Regions from separate parts of the Mus musculus genome. Here region 2 is linked to region 1. Evidence: chromatin loops called from intact Hi-C (ENCODE). Cell type or tissue: left cerebral cortex. All regions are shown on one strand. Links, peaks and the distances in the headings refer to the core of each region. The heading gives the core; the rest is flanking DNA.

Region 1 (11,278 bases), core at 1,225-9,224:
AGAACTTGTCTCAAAGCTATATATATATATATATATATATATATATATATATATATGTATATGTATATGTATATGTATATATGTATATATGCGTATGCGTATGCGTATGCGTATGCGTATGCGTATGCGTATGCGTATGCGTATGCGTATGCGTATGCGTATGCGTATATGTATATGTATATGTATATGTATATGTATACACACACACACACACATACATACATACACACACACACACACACACACACACACACGTGTGTCTATACCTCACAGTTTAGGGATAATGGGCATGCACTGTCACACCTGGGTTTTTACCTGGGTGCTAGGAATCTGAACTCAGGTACTCATGCTTAAGCAACAAGTATTTTAACCACTGAGCTATCTCTGTAGAACTGTCCTATGCTGCTTTTAGAAGTTGATCTCATTCAAGCTTCTGAATCATTTTGAGTCATATTTGGATATGAGTGTGAAAAGTCTAAGCTCATTTTTATCCATAAGATATCTAATTATCCCGGATTACCTATTACTCAGTGACTGTAAATGGCAGTTTTTTTTTTTCCAAAACCAGTTGACTGTAAATATGAAGATTTATTTCCAGACTTGTCAGTCTCTCCCACCCACCCCCAGTCTCACACCATTGACATAACTAGCTTTACAGTAAGTTCTGACAGAGATGAGAGTTGTCCAACTTTGTTCTTTTTCGAAATTGTGTCCGTGATTCTGGGCGTTGTGTTAATGAGCAGATTTCTTTTTTCTGTTTTCAAGACTTTGTCTCCTGTCATCTTGGCTGCAGGAGCTGATGCAGGGGCTATGGAAGGATGTTACTTACTGGATGTGTGTGGATGTGGCTCTCTTTGAATTTACCTTGTTTAGAATTAGTCAAACTTCTCAAATGTGATGCTAAAGGTTTTTCGTCGGGTTTTAGGCATGCCTATCATTGTTTCAAGGTTCTTTTGCCCCTCTCTTTTGCCTCTCTTTCGGGAATATCAGTTATGCTTATCTTGATATGTTCATGCTCGTCCTCAGACTTCTCAGCCTCCTTTCCCATTTCTCCATTCTCTTTTTCCTTCTTGTTCAAACTGCAGAGTCCCAGTCCACTACTCACGGGCTCCCCTGACTGCTTTCGGCAATTTCAGTGAGGTAAAAGGTCTGTTCAAACTGAGGGATTTGCATTAGCTCAAGTAAAGACAAATCTTGTGAGTCAGGATATACAGGGACCTGCCAAGCATGTCCAATAACAAGGAACACCTGTGAATGGAGCCTTTAGGAAGAATAGCCCTGTCATCTGCTCTGGCTGAGGGGCTGTAACCTTTTCATGGTTTGTCTTAGTGAGAGTTTCTACTCCTGCACAAACATCATAACCAAGAAGCAAGTTGGAGAGAAAAGGATTTATTCAGCTTACACTTTCATGTTGCTGTTCATCACCAAAGGAAATCAGGACTGGAACTCAAGCAGGTCAGGAAGCAGGAGCTGATGCAGAGGCTATGGAAGGATGTTACTTACTGGCTTGCTTCCCCTAGCTTGCTCTCTTATAGAACCCAGGACTACCAGCCCAGGGATGGCAGCACTCACAATGGGCCCTCCTACCCTTGATCACTAGTTGAGAAAATGCTTTACAGCTGGATCTCATGGAGGCATTTCCTCAAGGGAGGCCCCCTTCTCTGTGATAATTCCAGCTTGTGCCAAGTTGACACACAAAACCAGCCAGTACATGGTTCTACATGATTGATTTTAAACATGACTACAGAGCTGCACAGAGGATGAGGTACAAAATTATGGTACAAAACCCTTATACTGAGGCACATTGTGTTTGAATAAATGCTCCTTAGCCTTTCATTCTCCATGAATTTAATTTGAATGGTCTTTAAATATTTGAGGGATCCCCTCCACCCCAACATACCCAGTGTTTTGGTTGCTTGATACAGAAATTGCTTTAGGAAGACCTTACTTGGCTATGTCTGCAGATGACTGTTAATGGGTGACTGGGTAATATTTCAATGAAGCAAAAGATGAAATTGAGAATGATTTGCATCTTAAAATGGAGAGTATTCTAATTTATAAATATGCTTTGCTCTATTATTTATTTAAATTTAGATATCTTTGGTCATGGTTTGTAAAGACTCTATGGAGGTTTTGCATATATAAAAATGCGTTTCTAAATACTTGATGTTTTAATGCCTTTGGAAAGAGTATTTTTTATTTCATTTCTATTCTAACATAAGATATATAGAAAAGCATTGGACTTTAGTATAGAGTCCTTGTGTCTGTCTCCTTCCCCAGGTCTATGAGTTCTAATAGTTAATTACTCGATGTTTTAGACTTTCTGAGTATTCAACATTGTAATGGAGCAATAACTATATGTTTATATTTATTGTTTTAATTCTTATTTTTCCTTGCTAGATTAGATTGGCTTGGAGCTTGACAGTGTTGAACGGAAGTAATTAAGGTGAGATTCCTTGCCATATTGTCAATCTAAGAGAAATCAATTTCAATGTTTTCCCATTAAATATTTTTGGACTTTAAAATACCACACCATTAAGATTAAGGAAGTTTATTCCCACCTGATTCATGTAATGTTGAAGACTTGTGCTGATATGAAATGTTATGAGTATTTTTTCTATATGCACTGGGATGCCAGTAATTCATTTTGTCTTTTTTATTATTATAGGGAATTACATTAATTGGTTTTCAAAAGCTGAATTCCTGGAACACATCTACCTTATACTTGATTTACGGGACTTTCACATAGTATTGATTTATTTGCTTAGGTTTCATATATCATTTTTTTTATATATTTTGATATGCCTTTGGCCTGAAAATTACCTGAATGCTTCCTACTTCTGAAAAAAAAAGTTTTCTCTGGAAGACCAGGAAGTGCTCTTAACCACTGAGCCATCTCTCCAGCCCTCTGTTATCTAATATAGAGTCTCACGCAGCTTGGGCTGGCCTCTGACTACTTTGTCCTTGAGGCTGGTCTTAACTCTTAATCCTCTTGTCTCTATTTCTCGGCGTGTCCCATATTGTCTCACCAGCAGTTTAATTATCAATACTTACTCATATGCCTTTTATTCTAACCTCATTACAAAACTACCCTCTGCTCTTTATACTTCCCTCTCAGTAGAAAGAAATGCATTGATGTAGCCCATCCCTGAATTTGCTATGTAAGAAGCCTACAAATGAGCTGGGAACTACAATTGGTGATTTTCCTAAATCTCAAATACCCTCGTTTCAGACTTCAAGATCTGTTTCAACGATTTCCATTGCTAATTAGACTATGGGAAAATGCTTCAAAATACAAGATGGAGAAGACCCAGAAAGGATTAGAATCCTCTCGATGTGCTATTTAAAAGGTAACAAAAAAACCAAAGACATACCTTAGAAGGCATACAGTGAAATATGAGAAATATTTGTTATTTCACCCTAGAAGCTATCTGGGTAAAAATTCAAAATTGTAAGCAAATAAATATAACGCAGAAGAAACTTTAAAATAGGCTCTGTGACATTTTAAAATCATATCTTATGTTGACTGAACAGCTTTAGGTAAAGGAAGCCTTGTCTTTTCTTTCTGCATAATTTTCTGTCTGGCCTTAGCCAAAAATATGAGTTTTGGGGCCAATGAGTTGAGCGTAGACTCCAGAATGGAGACAAATCTCAGCTTTGAGCCATGGGTGGACCTACCACCTATTGTTAGTTCTTGTTTTGGCACAGGCACTAGGGAGAATATCATCTTGGAATGAGGCTGGGTATGTTTCAAGACCTAGAAGAATGTCTGTGTTTCAGGCATTCAGAGGATGACCCGTGGAGGAACTGGGGTTGGAGATATGGAATTGGGTGATTGGCTGGACTTCGTCTCTGGGTTTATGTGTGCAGAGCCCAGAAATGAAGAGATATTCCTTCAGACTTAGATCTGTCTGTACATATAGGGAGAGATATGAGAATGACATGAGCAAGAAGAATGGGGAGAGGGTGAAGGACATGAAATGGGGATGGGGAGAGGAAAGGTGAGAGGAAGGAGGAGGGGAGGGGGAGAGAAGGGTATATGGGAAGAGAAAGCAGAGAGGGGAGAAAAGAGGGGAAGGCAGGAAAAGCAAGAGAAGAGGCGGAATAATGGGGAAGGGGAGAATGCAAAGAAGTTAAAAAAAGGAAGAACAGAGGGGGAACAATTAAATCTATACTTAGAAGACAAAAAGTTAAACGGATGGAATCTGGTGTGGTGGATCACTCCTGGAATTTCAACACTCCCAGAGGTTGAGGCAGAAGGATCGCTATAATTTCAAGGCCAAGTCTGGCCTATGCAGGGAGTTTCAGGATAGCAAGGGCCACAAGTTTAAAACCCTGTCTGAAAAACCAAAAGGATGAAGCTATCATTTAGGAGCAAGCTGATCCAGAGTAAGACAGATGAAGGGGAAGCTGAGGCATGCTGGGCTTCTCTTCCTGACTGATTTCTCTGAGAGCAGAAAGGCACTGGGATGCCCGAACATCTTGCTGTGAACATGTCATTTGCTGTGTCTTATTCCCATTCCCTCTGTATATCGCAGACAGGTGTGCCTCATGGATGTTGGAGCCCATTGCCACCAGGCAGGGATCCTTTCCCAGTGACAGTTCCAGCTCTGAAAGATCCATCACAACTCGTGCTGGCCTCAGCTCAGATTTGCTGCCTTCAAAGTGTCCCCAGCTGTGCTCTGCCTTTGAATGTGCCCCCGACAGCTCTCTCTGTGGAGAACAGAAGGCAACTGCTTGCCTCAGGAGGGAGAATTTAACTGGCCGAACTTGATACATGCCCTCGCACTGCCATGATCTCTGTTAGAGGTGCCCACGTGCAGTGAGCAATTGTAAGGCCAGATCTGCTGTGCCGGTGCCTCTGTGCCCTGGCGAGCATTCTTACTGCCTTGGCATTCTAACATAAATGTCTTCTCGAACAAGGTATCAGTCTCAGCAAGGAAAACTTAAGGATGCGTCTTCAGCTGATAGGGCAAAACTCAAAAATTGTTCTACACAACATCTGGACAGTATTTACTCCCATCCTTTATAGGAAGGAAATACATTAGAGCAATTAAGAGCCGGGAGTGTGAATTCAGATCTGTCTGGAGTTCTGGTTTCATTATTTACTTTAATAACTCTTTTCACCTTTCCAAGTCTCACTTTCCCTTTTGGGCAATGGGCACAGCAGTGCCCATATAGAATAGTATGAGAAAGAGAAAATAATGCTTTGAAAGTCCTTATATAAGGCAGAGGTCACCTGGAACTCTTTTTAAATGCTGTTTCATATGGGTGAGCCCTCTCAGTGTCCTGCTTGACAGATAAACAGCAAAACTCTAGGGGGCGCTGTCACACTGACTGGGTCAGTGCAGATAGAGCCTGAGGGTTAACTTGCCTTCTGTTGACCATAAGCCTTGTCTACCCACTTGAGGACCACCTGCTGTCTCCATATATGGGGCAGGCAGGATTTGTGAATCTCCTCTCCTGATCTTTAGTTTGCTCCAGCCTTAGGCCTGATCTCTGATGTTTCTATTGGCCCTTTACGCTCTGCCACTTAAACAGGCCATCTTCTGTTCCTTCTAAGGAAACACTGCTGACTTTGCTACTCCAGTCACAGTGTCAAAAGCCACAGCAACAAACCAAACCAAACCAAACCAAACAACAACAACATGGAAACAGGCCAGCCATAAAGCTTCAGCAAGCACAAAGGAAAGGTCTCATTTGTTAATAAAAGTCAGTTATTTTGTACTTTGGTCCAACTAATTACAGTTTCACTGGGGAGCCCCTCACTAACAGGATTGGTAATGCCTTTCAATTATCCCCTTGGGAAATACAGGTTCTAGTGGGAGAAAATGGCTTCTTTATAATGGTCTGAGTAAGTCCAAGATCAAGGCCAAAGCCACCACATTGTTAGGAAATAAGATACTTGAAGAAACACACTGTTGAATGGAGGGTAGGTGATGAGTTGTGTATCCCAGCCCTTCCAACAAATAGATGCCAATTCTCAAGGTTACATCCTTCTGGCTAAGAATGGAGCTTGTGAACATGAGATAGTACATCCATGAAGAAATTCTTCTGTGTTGTATTTACTCAGTTGCCATGGACACAGGGGTTTCAGGAAGTGAAGCCCTACGTATAGGGCATTGTCCATCTGCCATTGGACCCCTCATAGGTATATGATGACACAGCTTGCTAGTCCATCATGTTTAATCATATTTCAAGGATCTGGGGAGTGGCTGTGTCTAGGTCTCAGTGTTAAGAATGGTTGAACCTCAGGTTGCATCAGCGTTTCATGCACATGATTTTGTTGTGGTCTTGCTGTGGACTGGGAATTGGGCTAGCTCATGTGGGCACAGGAGTAAGTACTGTGAAAGGCATAGGCTCAGTCCTCTGTGGAGCTTCTGGACTATGACAAATAAGGATATTGAGACATTAATTATGGACATTATAGCATAGAGCACATATCACATTTTGATTCAGTTTCCAGATATCTCAGATCCAAATTTGTGGCAAGTGTGTAAGCCATTGGTGATTGCATGTTTAGCTGTATTATTGACTCAGTTTCATAGTCCCACCCTGTTTTGACTTTTTTTCCTTTCATTTTCATTTCTAAATTAAGCCATCTTGTAAGCTGTCTTAAATCTTTCCTGGCACAAAACAAGCTCTGCATTTAAAAATAAATACATAGAAACTCAGCGAGAACCATTCAGCAGCTTTTGTTCCCTTGGATGGATAAATGAGGACAGGATGCCATCCTTCCACTGCTGAACGCTCCGCCCTGCTCTGTTGGATAGTGGCTGCAAGCTAGTCTTGGAAACAGAAAATAAATTTGTGCTGTTCCTTATGTTTGAGGTGAACAGTGGTTCTGTAGGTGTTAATCTTGTCAACTTGTCAACAGTGGTTCTGTAGGTGTTAATCTTGTCAACTTGATGGGATATAGAATCACCATAGAACCAGGCTTCTAAGCATGTCTGTGAGAGAGTAACTAGATTAGGGTAATTGAGGGGGAAAGTACCACCCCAATGAGTGGGGGTCCTGGACTGCATCAAAAGTAGAAAGGGAGCTAGCTAAAGCACTAGTTTCTGTCTTTGCATGCTGACTCTGGATAGCATGCATCTTAGGACTACTCTTGCTGTTATGAAGTACCGTGACCAAAACAACTTGGCGGGGGGAGAAAGGGTTTATTTGGATTCTGCTTCCATTTCACAGTTCATCCTTTAAGAAAGTCAGGAAAGCAATGGAAATGGGGCAGGAACCTTAAGGCAGAAGCTGATGCAGCAGTCATGGAGAGGTGCTGCTTATTGGCTTGCTTCTCATGGCTTGCCCAGCCTGCTTTCTTACAGTCCCCAGGACCACAGGCCCAAGAGTGGCTCCACCCACAATGGGTTGGGCCCTACCCATCCTCACCCAAGAAAATGCTATACAGACTTGCCTACGGCCCAATTTTATGGGAGCATTTTCTCAATTGAGGGTCCTTCCTCTCTGACGATTCTAGCTTGTATCAAGTTGACATAAAACTAGCCAGTGTACCACATGACCAGTCATGTCATGCCCCAGCCACCATATAACTTCCCCATTGTCACCATGGTAAACTATACTCTAAGAATGGTGAATTAAATAAACCTCTCCTTGAGATGCTTCTTGTCAGGATGTGGTTACAGCAGCCAGAAATGTAACTCACCCAGAAGACACTCATTGGCTGTTCCCTATGCAAGAAGACACTGTATGCAAGAAGACACTGTATGCAAGAAGACACTGTATGCAAGAAGACACTGTATGCAAGAAGACACTGTATGCAAGAAGACACTGTATGCAAGAAGACACTGTATGCAAGAAGACACTGTATGCAAGAAGACACTGTAATCCAAGTGTTGTCTTACCCTTTTCTTCCTTTATCAGAAAATTCACTCCTTCAGTATCTGTATCATGGTGATGCTAATACATGGCTATAACATAGGAACCTGAAAACCTGCAATGGCCCTGGTATACCAGGAGCTTATCTTTTGCCTGTGTGGCAGTGAAGCACAGTTGTTCCTCCAAATTTTCTGGGGGTTGCCTTCCTTGATATAGAAACTTGGGATGCAGACGCTGCCTTCTCCTAAGGTCTTGCCACACTTAGCATCCAACATGTGAGCAGAGGAAGGTATACAAACATGGCCTCTTCTTCTAAGCCTTCGTTTAGGCATGAATATATTTCTTCTGCATCTACATTTTTGCTGAGAACTAGTTTCATGGTCATGCAATGTAAATAAAGGCTCAAGACCTTACTTGATAAAGTAGGGCCACCATGAAAAGCCACTTTGCAGGGACAATGCTCAACCACATGAAAATGGGTACATTCTGGTATGGAGACAGCCTTCTCTGCTGTCTCCATTTAAGAGTATAAGGTGTCCATTCTATATTTTAGAAAAAGAATTAAAGTGAGCCTGGAAATTGCAAACCAGAGAGAGGAAGCCCTTAAAGTGAGCTAGTCTCTGAAGCTAAACACTACAAATCAAGTTCAGATGACATGGAATTGCCTTGTCTGGGCCACAGCGAGGTTATATCGTATTGCTTAGGCTATAGCTGAATAAAATGAATAGCACGCACATGTGTGCCACACACTGTCTTGCTTATGATGGCATGCCTTTATGCGTCAGTTTGTTCTGCCTTGATGATGAGGCTGTCACACTGCCTCCACCTGCATTCCAGTTCCAAACCTCTTTCCAGATTTAGCTGTCCTTGTGCCCTGTCTTGCACTGGAACAGATCTCACACCCGTCTCTGGCTACACCTCATGGATTCTTTCTCTCCAGTGCCTTAGTGTTTCTTCTCTTCAGGTGGAGCTCCTGCTCTGTCACCTCTTAAGAAAGTATCTCTGATGGTCCCAGGAAGAATATATTATCCCACCTGTTACTCATCCAGAAATGTGACTTCATGGTCTACTCCTCTGTTGCCCCTAACTGCTCATAAACTTCATGGTGCAAGGGACAGTTCTCATTGAAAATCATTTGGACGGCCCTTCACAAACACCATCTGCTTCCCATTTAGGGATGAATGCATTGAGCATTGCTGGTCAGCTCAGCTGTTTATTTTGTAGGGCATAAATTGGTCATCTGTGGCTTGATGGACCAGCTGCTAGCAAAAAGGACCCTCCTCTGTCACTTATTAGACACTGGTCGGGGGTGCTGGTGGACACAGCCCTTATGTTCCAGTTCAGTGTTCCTCATGGTGTACTGCACTTAGGAATCATGAGAGGATCTTGTTAAAATGTAGACTCTGATTTTGAGCTTCTGAGTTGGAAGCCATGACTGCGCATTTTCAATGAGCCCCCAGGTGCTGTGGACCACATGGCCCACAGCAAAGACCTCATGCTTTGTGAAGAGTATGCTTCAACACACAAATTGATCTTTGTGTGTGATGCACACTTACTCTACTGATAGGTTATAATCACAGCTGCTTTTATTGGAAATGTTTGCATTAAAGAGGGGGAATTCAGTCCATCTGGTTTTTGTTTCATTATCCTTCAACAGTCTAGTGAGAATAACAATAGTCCCAATAATGGCACAATTTATTAATAATTTAGTATCAGCTAGAATGTGTTAGCTCTTCCTATCCTGCCAGTAGCACTATGGTTACTATTCCCATTTTACACAGAATGAGCCTGCATTTATGATGCTGAAGATCATTTCTAGAAAATGCAATAGGGAGTACAAGAACTGAGCTTTGAACATATCTATGTGATTTGAAATATTGGAGTATTTACTCCCTCCTGCCTCAGTTGTTCCTCTTCTCTTGTTCCTTTGATTTATTCCATTCCATATGTTCTCTCTCTCTGTGTGTTCCTCTTCCTCTCTCAAACACACATACACACACACACACACACACACACACACACACACACACACACTACCCTCACCTCAACCCCACTCCAGTAAACACAGCCTTAGACAGATGTTTGGGAAGTTTCCACCAGATGTCTTGTGTCAAGGTAGAATAAATATCTGTGTAGATATTTTTCTTCACCAGATGCCATGCTAACTCTCTCTCTCTCTCTCTCTCTCTCTCTCTCTCTCTCTCTCTCTCCCTGCATAATTTGATTGCAAACTGTAATCATCTCCTGCAGACTTCATAGACCTTCTTGACTTTTTCTCATCAAGGCTGAGAAATTTTTGAGAAACCCATTGGCCATGTTACCCAGAGCAATTGCCTTCTAGGCTGGCCACCCCATCCTTGAATGTCCGCATGCTCTAAATCACACTTGGAGTACCTATTTCTCTGCAAATGTTCCCTAACTGGTAGGTGTCATTCAACATTAAACATCTCTCCTTGGGAGTAAAGGTTAACATCCTCAAATGTTTAATTTGAAGTCTCGTGTAGAAAAAACAAACAAACAAACAAACAAACAAACAAACAAAGCTTCAGGATGGGATTCTCTGTTTGTCTTGGTAATAATCCTTCATCTTATTGTGATTTTAAATTAAGATAGAGATGCTAACAGTAAAACAGAAAACCGTGTAGCTAAGATTATGCCAATTTACTTCATGTGATGTGTACAATGTACATGTGAAACAACTTGGATCACTTGGATTCTATTCCCAACATATGCCATTAGGCATATTCAAATTTTCCAAATTTTGAAAATGTCTGAAACCTCAAATTCTCAAGTATTTTGTGTAAGGATACTCAAATCAGAGAACCTACATTTTGGTGCATATTCTTATCAGCATTGCACTTCCTAAAAAGTTTTATTTATTTGTTATGTGTGTCTGTCTGAGTGTATGCTCAGGTGTGCATGCTGGTGAGTGTGTGGTAAGAAGAGAGCATCAGATCCATCCAAACTGAAGATATAGGGTTATTATGTAGGATGCAGGCTTGTTCCGTGGGTGCTGGAACATGAACTCATAATTGCACAGCAAGTATTCTTAACTATGGAGCCATCTCCCATCCCAGCAGTGCATGTATGTATATACGTCGTTACTGTTGCTAGTATCTTGTAATGATCCAGAGAATAACTTGGGAAGACATTAATGGGACAGCTGTGCAGATGTGAGTTATGCTCAGATCCAGTGCAGCTCAGAGTTCTGGAGATGACTCACTGGAGAAGACTGAGTTTGAATTTCAACTCTGCAATTTACGGGTTGAGATAAATTGGGTTTGGTGTTAACTTCTCCAACTTCTACTTCCTCATCGCCAAAATGGGGAAACTCACACATGATTCTTTCCCTTAATGAAATAAATGTAGGAAAAAATCTAAACCTGCATCTATGACTGCATATTAGAGCAGTCAGTCTAGTCAGTGTGAATGGCAGGTGGCTTCC
Region 2 (11,278 bases), core at 2,058-10,057, 84 kb after region 1:
GAAGAACAACAATATCAACCAACCAGACACCCTACCCCCACCCCAGAACTCCTAGGGACTAAGCCATTAACAAAGGAGATTACATGACTCCAGCTGCATATGTAGTAAAGGTTGGCCTTGTCATGCATCAATGGGAGGAGAGGTCCTTGGTCCTATAATGGCTCAATGGATGCCCCAGTGTAGGGGAATCAAGGGCAGGGCGGTAGAAGTGGTAGGTGGGTAGAGGAATACCCTCCTAGAAGCAGGGGGGGGGGATGTGATAGGATATTTCCGGGAGGGAGGGAAACTGGGAAAGGGAATAACATTTGAAATATAAATAAAGAAAATACCCAATAAAAAAATAAGAGAAAAGGTAAGAAAAGAAAAGAAATTCAACACTGAAATGGTCCCAGTTTTCTCTTCTGGGGCCCCAGAGACAGAGTTTTTCATTGTTTGTTTTGTTTTGTTTTGTTTTGTTTTGTTTTGTTTTGTCTTTTCCCATTACTGTCTTAGAACTCATCCTAGGTTTATGCAACACCGGTTTGCTTCAGTTCTTCCTGGGAGGGGCCATACTAACAATGACTCAATACATTCAAGGTTACATAAATCAACACACATCTACCCAGCACCCTGTCTCTATTCTAAATGGGCCCACAGAACCCCATGACACAAGAGAACCTTAAAATTTCCTGTCACAAGGCAGATGCCCAAATAGTTCAAGGGAACTCCAGATTTACTCAAAGGAGCTTCCAATTTGACAAGACCTGTCCTACTGATAGCCTTATTTCTAGGTTATGGATTTAGACCCTCTTTAAAACACTTTAAAAATACTCTAGGAAGTTAAATCACATATTCTCCTAGGGCTAGAAGGACGCTGTCTACATATGTCACAGCAGGGAAAAGACAAACTGAGACAAAGGAGACCTCTAACCATGGCTCCCTGAAGCCTCTAATTTTAGGAATAGCAGAGCCTACCTCCCTATTTCTGCAGTCCATGAGTGAGTTATAGTCATGTTGCCAATCCCTTTTTCAGCTCTCCAAACTGCCACCATGGCCATTTTGTTTTTCTATTTTTGATAATACTCCAATAATGTATAATGGAAAAACTTGGAAAGAGAAAGGTGGTCACAAAATGGCAACTGTGCCAAGGGTTCAGAAGAGTCCCAAGTTGCTCAAAGGAGTCAAAAGGGAAACAGGTGAGCTAAGCTGCTAGGCAGAAACTTCCTCAGGGTCAGAATTTCTAGAAAATCCCAACACAAAGTCCAAACTGGTTTTTCTGCTTCACTGATAAAGGTCAAAAGCAGCTAATGTTGTTGAAGTGGGAAGAGAAAGATGTCCCTGGAGTAAATGGCTCCAGCAGTTGCTGGGAACTTCCTGCCTTCCTCCCCACCTAGGATCAGTTCACTGTGGCTGGAAGACACCCTTAAATATGCCTGATTGATTCCATTTGTGATTAGCATGTTGTTATTGAACACGTTTATAACTTGTATCTGAATTTATGTAAGGCTACCGGTCCTCAATAAGCCAAAAATAAAATGTAAATCAGAAAGAGGGGTTTGATGCGAAGTTGTCACATTGGAAATAGGGAAAAGAAATCCTGAAGACCCCTTATGTCTTAGGATTTTATTATTTTTAAGTGTCTTTAAAGACTGAGCCAAGTATAGACAAAAACCAGCCTCCACTTCTCACAGGGATATCTCTCCATATTATAGACCACAGTGGGAGGGAAGAAAGGACTCTTAAATACTCCAAAATTCAGGTGATATGGTATCTTATCTTTTTGGAGAAGCTGGAAGATGCTAGAACACATACAAATAGTTAAATCCTTTGAAATGGTTTTAAAGCATTTTTGAAATAAGGTAAAATATAAATAAAAGCAAGTTGACATCTATAAGAACAGATAAACTAAAGCTAAATAGTGGCTCCTTTACAAAGAAAAATAGCTGCTTGTAAGTGGTGATAAATACCATTTTAAAATCCTGTGACATTTTCTGTACAAGGGATTTCTTTCAAATAGGCTTTGGGCAAAGTTCACCTTTTCATTTTAGGCATAATCAAGTGGTACATGTAAGCCTGCATGATTGTTTTCTGGTTACCAAAAGTATCTGTCATCTCATTTGATTCCAACAATGGAGTAAATTGTGACCATTTATCCACTGTGTCATATGTGCACGTACTCGTGGGAGGCAAAAGATTCAGGTTCAAAGAGATCTTAGTTGTAGCTTTAAGAGGCTCAGATTCTAGTTGCATCATGGATATTAATAAGACTGTAGCCAGAGAAGGGACAGGAACTGGAGAGGCAGGAGCGTGTGTATGTGTGTGCATGTGCATGCATACTTGTATCTCTCTCTCTCCCTCTCTCTCTCCCTCTCTCTCTCTCTCTCTCTCTCTCTCTCTCTCTCTCTCTCTCTGTGTGTGTGTGTGTGTGTGTGTGTGTGTGTGTGTAGGTTGGAGGAGAAAGATGCTTAGATGGAAGCATGAAGAAATATGGAAGTTTGGGAAGTAAAACATGGAGGATGAGGTTGCATATGTAGAAGTAATCGATAGGATTCCTGGAGGCAGCTATATATATGGGAGTAAGTGACAAGGTATGTATGGCTGACCACATCCTGACCAGTGGTCTTAGTAAGATATAGGAGCCAGTTTTAAGTTCTGAGATGAGTGCAGAGTGTTGAAGTTAGGTAGATGCTAGGATGGAGGTGGTAGAGTAGGTATTAGGTGATGGTGGTATCAAAGGGTGAGTGCTTACATGAAGAGGCATGGCATGAATGGAGCTTGTGTTCTGATTCTTTGTATTCTAGGCCATTTGCTTTCCTTCTTATTGCTAAGACTTCCTTTTCTCTAAGGCGATACCTCCCCCATTCAATTCAGCTGTGTCTAGAGCCTTTGTGGGTGGAGGAACTTGCCCAAGAGGAACTGTCTTGCCAAGAGGAACTGTAGATGTGCCACAGGCTGTTAAAAGGTCAAAAGCTTCTGTGGGCCTGTCACTTGGGTTTTCTCATTCTCCTGTGAGTCTGGAAGACACTCAAGGCAGCACCAGACTTCAGATTGCCTTCTAGAGGAGTCTAGAACCCATCGTAGACTTCTGCAAATCCTTGTTCCAGGGCTCCATTCATAGAGTCAGATGGATGGAATGGCAATCTCCGCTCCCTTTGATGCAAAGGTGTCTGAAAAAGGAATTCTGTGAGGGGGAAGAATACCTGCTACACGATGCCATGTGTCTGTGTCTCTGCATTCAGGTCTTTGAGTGTTTTTGAAACATAGGATCAGTTGCCAGTCTTCCTAAGTTGAAATTCTGACTTTGTTACTTAGTCTTCGCATTGAAATGGGGTATTTAATCAACCCTCAATTTTCTCATTGGTAAAATCGGGATGACACAGGGTCGGTGAATATGAAATGCTTGCAAATGCTTTGTAGGCATCAGCCAGTTACCAGGTATGAGAGCCAAGCTTTGCTCTCTACCTGCAAAAGTGCAGAGACCTGTGTTTGGATTTGTCAGTCTAAGAGCCCATTGTCCTTAAAGTCCAGAGATGTGGTTTAGAATCACCTTTTCTGTGGGTGACCTTTGTGACTTGGGATGTATTACTTAATCTCTTTAAGACTTGCAGTGTCCTTAAAAGATCATAGCCACACACACTAGAACTATCTCTCAGTTGAAAGGATTGATTGTGACAGTACCAGAGACGTGCTCAGAATGCAGCCTAGCTTAATGTGATTATGTGTGTGTGTGTGTGTGTGTGTGTGTGATTATGTCTGGTAATGCATGCTTTAAATGGCTTATTCATTCATTCACGCACTCAAGAAACATCTTTTGATCATTTGTTTTATATTTTGTTTTATCCATTGACTTTTGAGTCAGGGATAAATAAAAATTTATTTTCTCAAGTAATTCTAATCATGACCACTTAAATTCCACCACAGCCCTCTACAAGAGGGATTTATTTCTTAGTTTTTCAATATGGAAATCTAAGGCTAAGAATGGTGAAGTCTTTTAATTATAGTAGTCAGGGTCAAACTTTGGAAAACTGGAAATAGAGCCAGGATTTCAACCAAAGACTTCCGAGTGTGCCTTTTTTGATTGAAGTCAGCTTGTCTAAACCCATCAGTGTGAATGACAGTTACAAAGCTGGCTAGTGTCTGTCATCCTTGTTTTGAATTTTTGCTGAGATTCTTGCTGTAACAGTAAGAGCATGTTCTTCTTCACACACATGAGGATGCTGAGGACACAGGATGTTATAAGCACCATAGTTTACAGACCTAGAAAGAGGCAGAGCCAGGAGACAATGCAGGAATCTGTCCTGTGCTCCATGGGGCTGCCTCTATGCTGAATATCTTATCCAATGGTCACTTCTGCAATGTCACTACTCTCTCCTGACCTAGGCCCAGATCTGCTTGTTGATTCCCTGACAGTGAATTTCTTCCACAGCTAGCCTTTGAGGTTGGGAAGAAGAGTGACAGACAGGAGTTTTCTCCTCTCTCTGTATGTTCACTTTGGCCAAGCTGACTCGTGATATTCATACAGGGTGGGGAACCAGAAAGAGCTGACTCCACCAGCAGCTGCACATGGTCCCAATCAGCACCAGGGGGCCCTGGGGGGTCTTCTTTCCTTTGCCAATCTACAAACAGATTGACATGAACTTGGCTGGCATGTCCTCTCCAAGTCCGGTGGGACAAGAGATGGGGCGTCATTCTCCCAACTTCTTTTCCAGATGGTTGAATCCAAGACAGAAAATGAAATGAGCCTGAAAATATGCTGCTTGGAAGAGCCCCAGGGTTCTGGAACATCATGATGGCTGGGCAAGAACGGTTCTCTCCCACGGAGTCAGGCTCGGTGGGACAGCCAGTGAGAAGAATAGATCATGCAATGAGAATGAAATTGCTTCTGGACGCAGGGCTTCAGCTCTGTGGTTTCAACTCCCATCAGCCAGCAGCACTGCGGCTTTACTCAAGCAGCACACTGTGCCATCCACTAAGCGAGTGCAAGAAGAGTCGGCAGAGGCAAAGTCTTCCTGATGAGTCCACAGCTGCATTTGGCAAGAGCACATTAGCTTGTGGAATCGGGCCGAAGAAGAGCCTCAAAATAATAAAAGGCAAGAATTTTGTTTTGTTCTTTTCTACAAAGTGAGTATATTCTACTTATATCACAGGTGAGAATGGTTTGAAGGTTAGCCATACTGAGGACCTACTGTGTGCTTACACAGGCCTATTCAGGATCTCTTCATTCTTTTAGAAAAGATGTTGTCATCAAGTGAATACACACTCAGTTACAGAAACATCGATGTTAGGTTACCCTGACCTAAAACAGCCAATCCTTGGCTGGGGTTTAAAGAATCAGAGGCAGAGTTCTGATGATGTGGCCTTGGATTCAGCTCTCTCCATAGTCAGACTCTTTCTTAAGATATTTCAATGTCTTTATTCAATCAGTATGAAGGGTGAGTGAGCTGAAAGCAGGCTTGATGCAAAGGACAGAGCCAACTTCAGACAGTATACTTTCTCCAGCACCAAAGATCTTCCTGCTGCTTCTGAATCGCTCTCCTGACCCCTGGGGCCAGTGCTGCCATGCTCAAAGAAAACGAAACACTCAATCTTCCTAAGATTTGCATGGGCTGGAATTTCCAGGAAACACTATTTCTTCCTAGGAGCAGCTCTAAAGCTGTGGGGAATATGAGAGGACATATTAAGACCTCAGCCCTCTTCTGCCTAGGGTTGGGATGATTCTGAGGTTGGATTTTAACTGTACTCCTCAGTTTATTCTTGGGACTAAGCTCTAGTGGCTCACTTTAGCAACTGTCTTAAAAACAACTCTTTCTGGTCCCTGATCCCGTCCTGGATCATGGTCCTTATTCCCTATCAATGTACCTTGTATTGACAATAGGCAGTTTGTTCTTCAATTCATTATGTAAAGCAACACTCACCAAACTGTCATGCATGGAACGGATCCAGTCTGCTGCTTGATTTAAATAAATAAGGTGTGGTTGCTTCAGTTACTTTTCTAGTGGCTAGAAAGAAGCAACTTAAGAAAGAAAGGATTTTGATCTCATGTTCAGATCCCACAGCACACCAGAGAGGGCATGGTGTAACCGAGGGACGACCATGCGTCATCTGCAGCAGCTGCAAAGTGAGAAAGCACCTCTTTCACATCTTGGCTGATTGGGAAGCAGAAAGCATGGGATCTGGATCTAAAGCAGGGCCTGGCCATAACCCTTTAAGGCTAACCCCTGGGGTTCCGTTTCTGCTGGCCAGACCCCACACTCAAAAAGGAGCAGCACCAGCTGGAAACAGGACCAGATGTCTAAACACGGGAGCCTGCAAGCAGGGATGATGTCATATGGTGACCATGGCCATGCATGGAGGGGATACTGATGAAATCACTACAATCACTAGTTTACAATGATGATGAATGGTTAAAAAGCCTTGAGAAGAGAGAATTTGTATAAAGGAAACTGACTTTGGAGGGAGAGCTGAAACCTCTAGTCATTGCTGAAGGAGGATCCTAAGAGTATACTCACTGCCTCACATACTTCCTGTTTATTTTTGATGAAGTAATAATAATTATTCCCCAAAGCTCTGTTAAGATGTTGCGGTCCTTGTACCTCCATGGGCTTTTCTTAATCTTTAAGCTCCAGGCTCCCACTCCTGTTATGTTCCTTCCCTTTCCCAGCCTTTATAGGACACAAAGCTCTGGCTCCTTTCATTTATCAGTCTGGGAGCTTCTGGAAGACTGAGCCCAGGCCTCACTCTCTCTGCTAGCTCCTCTAAGTTGAGAGGCATACTATTTTCAGCTGGCATCTCAACCAATGCTCTTTAAATCAAATGATGTTGCAATCCACCCACTCCTGCCAGCTTTCTCTTTTGGCAACCAGTGCTGTATGCACACAGAGCCAATGAGGCTGGAGGCGATCCAACTGCCATGGCCTCTGCCTTACCCACCACTCTCCCCAAGCTAGTTGGCTTGGATGCACATGAACTTGATCCTATGACCTTGAATTCATTATCTCTGCATGCCAGCTCCCTGAGTTAGTCAATTTGAGACAGATGGATGTTCGAAGCCAGTCACTGGCATCTTCAGCAACCGTTGCCTAGAGTTTAAACTTTCTTCTAATTGATTCTGATTATCCCTGCCTTGGCCTATTCAGGGTGTGAGGCTTGAGAAAGGCTTTCTCAGTTCCCAGAGGCTTTTCCAAAGCCTGGAGAATAATCTAAACATTTAATCTAAAGATTTCCAGAAGGGCAACTTTTCATATGCACCAGGAAGTCTTCTGAAATGTGTTAAGCAATCATTCCATTCCTGCTGATGGATGAAATGCTGGCATCATTATCATAATGTTGTGCTGTATTATTTTGGCTGAAGATTATATTGGGTTTTTGACAAGAGGAGCAAAGTGGCAAATTGCAATAGACCACAAGAGAAATTAGTTATAATTCATTAGATACAGGCACCCCTTGAGAGAATAATAACAATAACAGTAATGTAGACAGCCCCCTACTAAGTTTCTCATCAGGATGTAGGACTCAGGGTGGATAATGTTCTGATTACACTGCTGGGTTGATAGATCAAATCTTGACTCCATTGATGAATGAACATCAATCATGCTGGCATATCTGATGGAGCCAAATCACCTGTCAATTTGATGGTTGCTTTGAAAAATTTATCATCCCTCCAAGAACAGTCACTCATTCCAACACCTGCACCCCAACAACCAAGGCTGTCAATGGGTTTTGAACACTTTTGTGTGTGTGTGTGTGTGTGTGTGTGTGTGTGTGTGTGTGTGTACCAGTATCCCTACTCTATGGAATTGACCATTTTCTCCTGAGGGTTCTGGCAGTGATGCCTTAGAGTTTCCTTGATACTTGAATGTGTGAATCTGGGCCAAACTCTGTGCAATTAAAGGATTAATTTGTGGAAGATTTCTTTCAAATATAAATATGAATTTTGTCTCATTTAGCTCAAGTAGAAAGACAAAGCTAGATTCTAATGTACAAGGCTTTAATTTAGAACCTATTGCTGAGAAAGAAAGAAACTTTGGTGTGATGTGTGCATATATGAATATGTGTGTGTGTGTGTATAGTGTAAGTATGTGTGAATATCCATGTGTATGCATATGTTGTATATTTATGCATATGCATTGTTGCATGTATTTGGTTTTAGTGATAAGGGTATGTCTGTTGACATACATGAACTTTTATTTTTTCTATATCTGTACCCCTGTGTGCATGTATGCACTCATACACACATATATAAATATGCTCATACAAACACATATATAAATATGCTCATACAAACACAGAACATATACATGTATATATAATTATATATACAATTATACAAATATACCAGTACATTTTCATAATTTATTCATTCATACATGCAGTATAAACATATACATGTAAATATGCCTTCACATAGTATTTACATGATACACATACATGATAGTATTTACATGATACACATACATGATAAGCATATATTTGTCTACTTACACAAGTATACATGTTCACATAAACAAGTATACAGATGTGTAAACACTTTTAGATATCATACACATATGTGAGTCAAACATATCACAAAATCATGCCTATGATGCACATAACACGCTCATCTTTTCCTACATACACAAATGTTCACCCATGCATCTGCACAGATATGCATATACATACACATAATATATGCTCACACACACCAGTGTACAGAGAGAGAGAGAGAGAGAGAGAGAGAGAGAGAGAGAGAGAGAGAATGCATGCATTACTCTGTCTGGACATGATTTTCTTTCCTGTGATATTTATACTCTTCTCCCCATTCACAGCACTGTACCCAGATAACTGTTTCTTTCCTCCGTGGTGAGGCTACTCAGGAGATTCTGGTCTCAATGAGTTTCTATTTTTCCAAGCTAGTTGGGTGGGGGGGATTTATTTCTCTCCCAGGGTCTTTTGGCCTCCTGATTTCCACTATCAGTTTATTGCACCCTTCAGCATGTCTGGACTGCCTATGAGTCTTTTCTCTATCAATACCTTGCACGATCCTATTCCTAAGCATATCTGCTACCCTGGAGGGAGGGAGAAGTCAGTACACTCAAAAGCCTGTTTTATATTTTCAGCTGCATTTGGTACCAGTCCTCAGATGGTCTATTAACATTTCCAAGCTTGTCAGAGCATTTCTAGCTCAACAAAGGAGGAAGTACATGGTTTTTAAAAATAAGGAAAAATTGAATCTGGGTGTGCCAACCCATCTTCCCAGTGCTGTCTTGTCTAACAACTCCAGGCCTGCCTTCTCTACTGATCAGCTGCCTGCTCCAACCAGTGTTTCCTTCTTTTCCAGACTTTGAGTTCTTTATCTACAAAAATGATCAGGTTCAATTGCTAACAGTTCTCTGAGTTCTATCAAGCTTTTGGTGATCTTCAATTACCTGCATTAAAGTCAAAAGTTAGGATTTCAAAGAGCAGTTGTAGGCTTGCCTCATATCCCTTTATTGAAAACAATCATGTGGTCCTGATGGAGGAGGGAAAGAGTAAAGATTTTCTTTGGAGAACTTCTTACTTGAGCACTGTTCCTATATTATCTCCCAACTCCTTCCATGTCCCTCCACTTCATGAACTCTTTACAGTTATTGTGTGTGTGTGTGTGTGTGTGTGTGTGTGCATATGCACATGCACAAATGTGCAAACATGTAGGCACTCATGTTTTCATTTTATGTGCATGAGGATTTTTGTCTACATGCGTGACTATATATGCATGTCTGATGCTCACTGAGGTCAGAAGAAGGGCAACAGATCTGGAATTGAAGTGACAGCTCATTTTTAATTTGAAATACGATGCTGGGAATTGAACCCATGTCTGCAGGAAGAGAAATAAGTGCTCTTAACTGCTGCTTATCTCTAGTGCCCTCTACCCTGGTGTACAAGCTCAGAGAAACATTGGCAATTGAACCTGGATATTTTGAAGCCGGCTGAGCAGCATCTTAATTGCGGTTGTGCCACTTTTCAAGTGTGAAATCTTGGGTAAGGTGCCTAGCATTTCTGGACTAGGGAAAATAGAAACACCTTCTCAGACTGAGCAAAGTGGGAATGCTGTGAAGTTCATTACAGCTCACTTCAGTGTAGAAACTACCCTACACATGGGTCAGTAACATTGAGAGAGAGAGAGAGAGAGAGGCAGAGACACAGAGGGAATATGAGAGGATTTATATCTCTTGGCAGCAGCAGGAAATCTTAGTTGCTTTCTAATTTCCTTTAATAAGTCACTATAAACTTTACATTTTCCATTATCTAAAATTTGAAAAGTGATGTCTTTTAAGCATGTTCCAAGTCTTCTGATATTGTATGTTTGCTGCCTTCAATGGTTAACAGCACTGGCTGCTCTTCTGGAGGACCAAGATTCAATTTCTAGCACCCACATGTTGGCATATGTCTATAACTTCAGTTTCAGGGACTCCAATGCCCTCTTCTGGCATTTGTGTGTACCCAGTATCCAAGTAGTGCTCAGACACACATACAGTCAAAATACACACACACACACCCACACACACACACACACACACACACACACACACACACACACACCCACACACACACACACAAATCTCCATCTTCTTCTGTTTTTTAGTAAATTATTTCTGAATAAACTTACCCTTTACCTCTACTACCTCCATGCTTGGCTCCTAAGACTAAGGATATAATCTTATGTTGACTCAATATTATTGCAAAATTCTAGAACTGTAGGAAAAATAAAATGTCTTCTCTGAAGTTTATATCCATTCTTTGCTAATTATTATAATAATGGCACAGAAAATGTGCTCTTTCAATCTTGTTCCCAGTCCATGAGCTTGCTTGCAACGATGGTTGAGCCTCCTCAGTCCTCTTTAGCATGCCCATCATGACAGTGTTAGATTAGATTTTTCCAGAGCAGCTATCAAGCCAGGAATCTGAATGCAAATAGATATTTGAAATATGATTCAAGGGAACATGATTAGGAGTGGGCAGAGGGAGCAGGAAAAGGGAAGAAAGAGAACATATAAGCATGTTACCAAGCAATTAGCCGATACAGCAAGATTCAAGTGACAACAACAACAATGCAAATTCTAGGAACTCTAGGAGACAAAGTAGAAAATGCTCCAGAGTTACTTTTATCTTTTGCTAAGAAATCGAGTGCTTCATTGTTGAATGGAGACTGGTCCAGGGCATTCGCTTCCCAGTGTTCCTGGTAGCTTTTAGTGCTGGTAGGTTAAGTGCTGAGAGCAAATGGGATGAGTAACGACTACAGCTTCTTGGGATCCTTTGAAGAGTCTAGACTGAGGTTGTCTGA

Evidence for each region. A loop is a pair of places that touch in the nucleus more often than their neighbours do. Peaks named below come from ENCODE experiments on the same cell type or tissue, not always from the same donor. Only the 100,000 strongest peaks of a DNase experiment are listed, where the experiment ranks them.
Region 2: a loop joins it to region 1, with 4 times the contacts of the local background. A loop is called at or near these places in 2 of 42 quality-filtered maps.

What each region holds. Positions count from the first base shown.
Region 1 is chr15:67,977,495-67,988,772 of GRCm38, reverse strand. No RefSeq gene overlaps it. Among named protein-coding and RNA genes, the nearest start is that of Zfat, 280 kb to the left of the region's middle. In left cerebral cortex, for the core only: a CTCF peak has its summit at 5,320 (motif pointing right); a DNase peak (open chromatin) is centred at 6,711; H3K27ac peaks cover 260 bases.
Region 2 is chr15:67,894,801-67,906,078 of GRCm38, reverse strand. No RefSeq gene overlaps it. Among named protein-coding and RNA genes, the nearest start is that of Zfat, 360 kb to the left of the region's middle. In left cerebral cortex, for the core only: no CTCF peak of the experiment used is centred there; DNase peaks (open chromatin) are centred at 4,782, 5,936, 6,228, 6,785 and 1 more place; H3K27ac peaks cover 1,243 bases.